Regions from separate parts of the Homo sapiens genome. Here region 1 is linked to region 2. The links are chromatin loops, found by intact Hi-C in ENCODE. Cell type or tissue: GM12878. All regions are shown on one strand. Links, peaks and the distances in the headings refer to the core of each region. The heading gives the core; the rest is flanking DNA. Region 1 holds the start of WDR73 (WD repeat domain 73). Region 2 has its middle 5.9 kb from the start of SLC28A1.

Region 1 (2,908 bases), core at 173-2,672, 220 kb after region 2:
CTTAGTAGATGCGAGCTCTTATCAGTCTGTGAGCTCCCTGGCGGCACCTGTTGTAGACTCGCCTTCATATCCCCCAGTGTGCCTAGCATATAGTGTGTGCATTTTGAAGGGAGAGGCATTCCCTAGAAAAGGTCCAACCCAGCCTCAACCAACATCCCTGACTTCCTGAGGCACAGAACCAGCAGCCCCTGAGGACCTCAGATGTAAGGCCTAGGAGCTTGGGCTGGCTGAGTCTGAAGGGAAACAATGTCACCTCTAATGCCCTTGGTTTTGAAGCTCTGACACATGCAGACCAACTAGAGAATCTCAGAAGCAGCAGTGCCTACGTCTGGGGCTTCAGAGTGAGGTCTGGGGCAGAGCTGGGGTGGGGGAGTGAGGACGCTGACACTAGCCCAGCACCAAGCACTGTATTTGGATTTTCTTCCACGATCTTCTTTGACTGTCATGACCACCCTGGGTGGTTGGGGCTGTGTTCTGAGAAAACTACTGCCCCGACCCCTCCAAGGCAATTCAGGGTGCTCTGGGGCCTGCCTCAGCTGACAGCCTGCTGGTGCCCACCTCTGCAGACATCTGGCACTTAGGAATGGCAGGATGCCCCTATCTTTATCAGGAGCCCCTCCCTGGCTCAATTCTTCTGTATGTTTCTCTTCAGTACAGGAGGCTGCTGGTACAAATACTGCAGAAATGACACCAATAATGGGGCAGACACAACAGCGTGGCTTAGATTGTGCCCACCCAGGGAAGGTGCTGAATGGGACCCTGTTGATGGCCCCATCTGGATGTAAATCCTGAGCTCAAATCTCTGTTACTCCATTACTGTGATTTCTGGCTGGGTCACCAGAAATATCGCTGATGCAGACACAGATTATGTTCCTGCTGTATTTCCTGCTTCCCTGTTGAATTGGTGAATAAAACCTTGCTCTTTACATACAATGCCTGGTCCTCTCCTTTCACCCGTCTTTTAGGGGATGGGAGGAAAAGGGGGCTGGAGGGCAGAGTGTTCAGTGAGATGGGGCTGGCTCAAAAAGTCCAGAATACCCCATGCCATGGCACCAGCCTGGCACTGACTCTGGCCTCCTACCCATTCATTCAGCAAGCAAATAACGCCTGTTGCATGCCAGGCTTCGTGCCAGGCGCGGGGTTCTACTCTCATCTCTGCCACCTACTGGCGCAGGCAAGTGTCACTAGTTTCCTCGCTAGTAAAAGGGGGCTGCAGACACTACACTGCCGGGCTTTACTCAATACCCCCGCCGGACTTGGAGGGGAGCGCCGAGTTGGGATCCAGACCCTGCCGGCCGCTTCCTCTCTTCTCTGGCCGTCAGAAGGGTTGCCAGCGTTAGCAAATAAAAATACTGGACACCCAGTTAAATTCGAATTTCAGATAAACAATAATTTTATCTAATAAAATGTACCAAATATTGCATGAACATACTCGTAAGAAAGAAATTATTCACCGTTTTTCTGAAATTCGAATTTAACCGGGCGGTCCTGTATTATTTCTGGCCTTGGAGCATTCATTGCCCCTCTCTTGGGCTGCAAACACCTGGCCCTAAAACGGGCGATCATTTGGTCCTCAGGTCCTGCTTGGAGCTGACAGCGGGAAAGTCCCGATTTCAGGTCACTTTTCCCGGAGCTTTCGCGGAGAAAACCCGTAACCCACCCATGCCGGGCCGCAGCTCAGCCTGTTAACCCCGCCCCTAACGGGAGGCCCTGCCCACATCTCGCGAGAGCCGCGCGGCCCCCGAAGGCTCGCAGGCGGAAGTGAGACGCCGGAAGCGGTCGTTGCCATGGATCCTGGGGACGACTGGCTGGTGGAATCCTTGCGCTTGTAAATCGTACGGGGCTGGGACATGGGAGCTGGGCCTGGAGCTTGCCTGGCGGGCGGATGGGTGTGGGTGGAGGCACGTTGGGGATCCTGGTGCAGAGTGGGCCAGCTGTGGCCTCGGGGCTCGCCACCGTGGAGGACTCCGCCTGGGCCTAGGCCCCCATCTCTAGGAAATGGCTCCTTCCTGCGTGCGCGCGTTGTGAGATTACTAGTAAGAGCCGCGCTTGTGAAGACGCAGTGCCCAGTTAGTTTGCGCCAGCCTCTGAGTTCAGCTCAGAACACAGATGATCTCATTGATTCCTCACGTCAACCTTGGGAAATCTGGGTACCCTGGGACGTCCACACATGAGGACCGAGGCTCAGGGACATCAAGGGACTGGCCTGGTCCCAGAAACAGGGAGTAAAATGGGAAGTAAACTCAGTCCCACGTCTGCCTGACTCCAGAGTTTGGGCCACTGAACCATGCGGCTGCCATCTTGGAGTTCTTTGAGCTGTGAAGTGCTGTGCATCGTGTGATTCTGTGTCCCTTTTGTGCAGGTACCAGGATTTCTATGCATTCGACCTGTCAGGAGCCACTCGAGTCCTTGAATGGATTGATGACAAAGGTGGTATACCTTTCTAGCCCTGAAGGAGAGGGAATCTCACTCCTGAGCTGGGTTTCAGGAGCTAAGCCTAGAGGGACCCAACCCACTCTTCTGGGCACCTGAGAGTCACTTGTAGCAATTTGATGCCCCATCAGCACTAATATTCCTCTTATTAAGATCTCTGACCGGGAGCAGTGGTTCACGCCTGTAATCCCAGCACTTTGGGAGGCCGAGGCAGGCGGATCACCTGAGGTCAGGAGTTCGAGACCAGTCTGGCCAACATGGTGAAACCCCGTCTCTACTGAAAATACAAAAATTAGCCGGACGAGGTGGTGCACACCTGTGTACCAGCAGCTACTGGGGAGGCTGAGGCAGGAGAATCACTTGAACCCAGGAGGTGGAGGTTGCAGTGAGCTGAGATCACGACACTGTATTCCAGCGTGGCTAACAAAAAAAGTCTTCAGGCTGGGCACTTCAGGAGGCTGAGGCAGCGGGCAGA
Region 2 (2,908 bases), core at 280-2,779:
AGAGAGAGAGAGAGAGAGAAAGAGAGGAAAGAAAGGAAAGAAAGAGAGAGAGAGAGGGAAAGAAAAAGAGAAAGAAAGCGAAGAAAAGAAGAGTCCCAGTGAAATTTCTCTGTCAGCGAGAGCCAACACAGCAGGATGCCTGATGGATCTTATGCAGATTCCTTAGCCTGAGATGGGGATTCTGTTCAAGTGATTTATTGGGGGAGTGTTCTTGGGAGAAGGGGATAAGGGAGGCAGAATAGGGCCAAGGGAAGAAGCAGCAGTGTGGTCTCGGCTGGGGCTTGGCTTTAGTCTGATCCCACAGAGACACCCTAGAGCCCAAACTCTCCCATGGAGTTAGTTCCACTTTGAGGTGAAGCAAGGACAGCCTTTCGTAGCAGTGCTAGTCATGGGCCAAGGATGGGGGCAAGGATTAAGAGTGGAAGTGGGGATTGCCTCCCGGGTGAGGTGGCTTCCATTTGGCTCAGGACAATGCTTCAAAATGTATGTTTTTGGAGCAGTTGATTCTTATTCTCTGAGCGACCCCAGCATGCTTCAGAGAAGGGGCAGCTGTGAGTTGCTACCAACTAACAGCGCCTGGGGGATGGGTTCCCCGCGGTAAAGGGCATCTGGGCAGGGCACCAGCAGCATCCACTACAGGTAGGAATAGATTGCTTCTGTTGGCTGGAAGCCAGGTGCAGGCTCCTGTGGACCACTGCAGGCATGGGCCCATGACCAGGCAGGGCTTCTCCCCCATAGGCATTCTGCCTGCCTTAAAGTGGGTGAGTCTTAGGGAGGACCCTGGCTTTGTCCACAGCTTCATTCCGATGAGAATCTTTATCAGGGGTTTGGTGGAACCAAGGCAGTTTAGTGTGAAACCAGAGTATTTAATTTGGTTAGAACTGTCAGCTGGCTGGACTCCACGGGAAAGTGTCCCAAGCTGGGCCTGGATGAACTACTCCAACCACTCAAAAGCCAGTGGCCAGGCCGAGCACGGTGGCTTACGCCTGTCATCCTAGCACTTTGGGAGGCTGAGGTGGGAGGATCACTTCAGGTTAGGAGTTCAAGACCAGCCTGGCCGACATGGCGAAACCCTGTCTCTACTAAACATACAATAATTAGCCAGGCATTGTGGCACATGCCTGTAATCCCAGGTACTCGGGAGGCTGAGGCAGGAGAGTTGCTTGAACCCTGGAAGTGGAGGTTGCAGTGAGCCGAGATTGTGCCAGTGCACTCCAGCCTGGGTGACAAAGCGAAACTCAATCTCGTAAAAAAAAAAAAAAGTCCAGTGGCCAGAGCGGTTGACTGGACACTACCTCAGCCCAGAAATCCATGTGGTCATGTCCTGTTGAAACTCTACCATGAGGAATGTGTCTCAAATTCCAGGTTGAGGGTCCTTCACCCTTGTGTGTGCTGTGTCCCCTGAGGCCCTTTGGAAATAATGAGAAAGGGCCATCTCTGAACCCCATCAGTTCTGAGATCAGACAGTGCCTCATGGGAAGTGAGTTTCCAGGGCCTCTGGGTGTCAGTAGGGGGCGCCTCCTGTCCAGAGGTAGCTCCAGCCCAAACACCAAGAGCCTCTTCAAGACAGACACTGCCATCCCACTGAATTCCAGACATCTTGCATCCGCCACTGAAACTTAACAACGCAGCTCAGATTTGCCTTGGTTGAGAGGGACCCAATCCACTAAGGCAGCTCCTGAAGCAGAAGGAGGTGGTTGGAGTCGCTCTGCTGGCCTTTCCATTTTAAGAAAGGTCCAAATAATGGACCAGCAAAGGAAGTTGAACAGAAGCTCACCACTAGACAGGCTTGGGGAGACCAGAGCCCAGGAAGCCAGAGGCCAACCCCGTTGTCCCTCAAATCCCACCAATTACAAACAAGTCATTCTTGTTTTTCCACTTCTGGTAGCAACTTCTTTTTTTTTTTTTTTTTTCTTTTTTGAGACGGAGTGTCACTCTGTCACCCAGGCTGGAGTGCAGTGGTGCGATCTTGGCTCACTGCAACCTCCGCCTGCTGAGTTCAAGCAATTCTCCTGCCTCAGCCTCCCGAGTAGCTGGGACTACAGGCACGTGCCACCATACCCAGCTAATTTTTTGTATTTTTGGTAGAGACTGTTTCCCCATGCTGGCCACGCTGGTCTCGAACTCCTGACCTCGTGATCCTCCTGCCTTAACCTCCCAAAGTGCTGGGATTACAGGCATGAGCCACTGTGCCTGGCCTCTGGTAGCAACTTCTATACATAAAATAGATAATAGATACATAGATGATAGATCTTAAAATATCAATATAGGTACTATTTTTATTAATTTACTTATCTTCTATCTATCTATCTATCTATCTATCTATCTATCTATCTATCTATCTATCTATCTATCTATCATGTATTCATTTACTGTTGCCCAGGCTGGAGTGCAGTGGCGTGATTATGGCTCATTGCAGCCTGAATCTCCTGGGCCCAAGTGATCCTCCTGCCTCAGCCTCTCAAGTAGCTGGAACTACAGTCACACGCCACCACACCTGGCTAACTTATTTTTTGCAAAGACAGGGTTTCACTATGTTGTCCAGGCTGGCCTCAAACTCCTGGGCTCAAGTGATCCTCCTGTCTCAACCTCCCAAAATGTTAGGATTGCAGGCATGAGCCATAGTACCCAGCCTTTATTTTCAACTTTAGACATTATCTATTGACTCTCTATATAACAAAGATTTAGCTTTATATTACTATTCTCAGTTCTTCTCCTCATAATATTCCACTGGGGATTAATTATTCCTCCTGTGTCGGCTGGCAGGGCAGAGCAGAGAGCTGGAGGAGCCTGTTTCGATGACATCCTGGAGCTGCCGTGCCAGCCCTGGGTGGACCAGGTACAGATCTCCTACTGCCTACAGACTTCATCCTGAGGAAGAAATAACTTTGTCTTATTTAAGATCACT

Evidence for each region. Peaks named below come from ENCODE experiments on the same cell type or tissue, not always from the same donor. Only the 100,000 strongest peaks of a DNase experiment are listed, where the experiment ranks them.
Region 1: a loop joins it to region 2, with 10 times the contacts of the local background. A loop is called at or near these places in 21 of 110 quality-filtered maps.

What each region holds. Positions count from the first base shown.
Region 1 is chr15:84,653,154-84,656,061 of GRCh38, reverse strand. It overlaps WDR73 (WD repeat domain 73), which reads left to right and starts at 1,779. Exons shown (of 8, transcript NM_032856.5): 1 at 1,779-1,828; 2 at 2,363-2,430. The coding sequence starts at 1,788. It overlaps NMB (neuromedin B), which reads left to right. Exons shown (of 3, transcript NM_021077.4): 3 at 653-930. The coding sequence ends at 688. RefSeq lists enhancers at 1,793-2,032, 1,459-2,426. In GM12878, for the core only: a CTCF peak has its summit at 1,165 (motif pointing left); DNase peaks (open chromatin) are centred at 1,151 and 1,711; H3K4me3 peaks cover 1,778 bases; H3K27ac peaks cover 1,175 bases.
Region 2 is chr15:84,877,317-84,880,224 of GRCh38, reverse strand. No RefSeq gene overlaps it. Among named protein-coding and RNA genes, the nearest start is that of SLC28A1, 5.9 kb to the left of the region's middle. In GM12878, for the core only: a CTCF peak has its summit at 1,509 (motif pointing right); no DNase peak of the experiment used is centred there.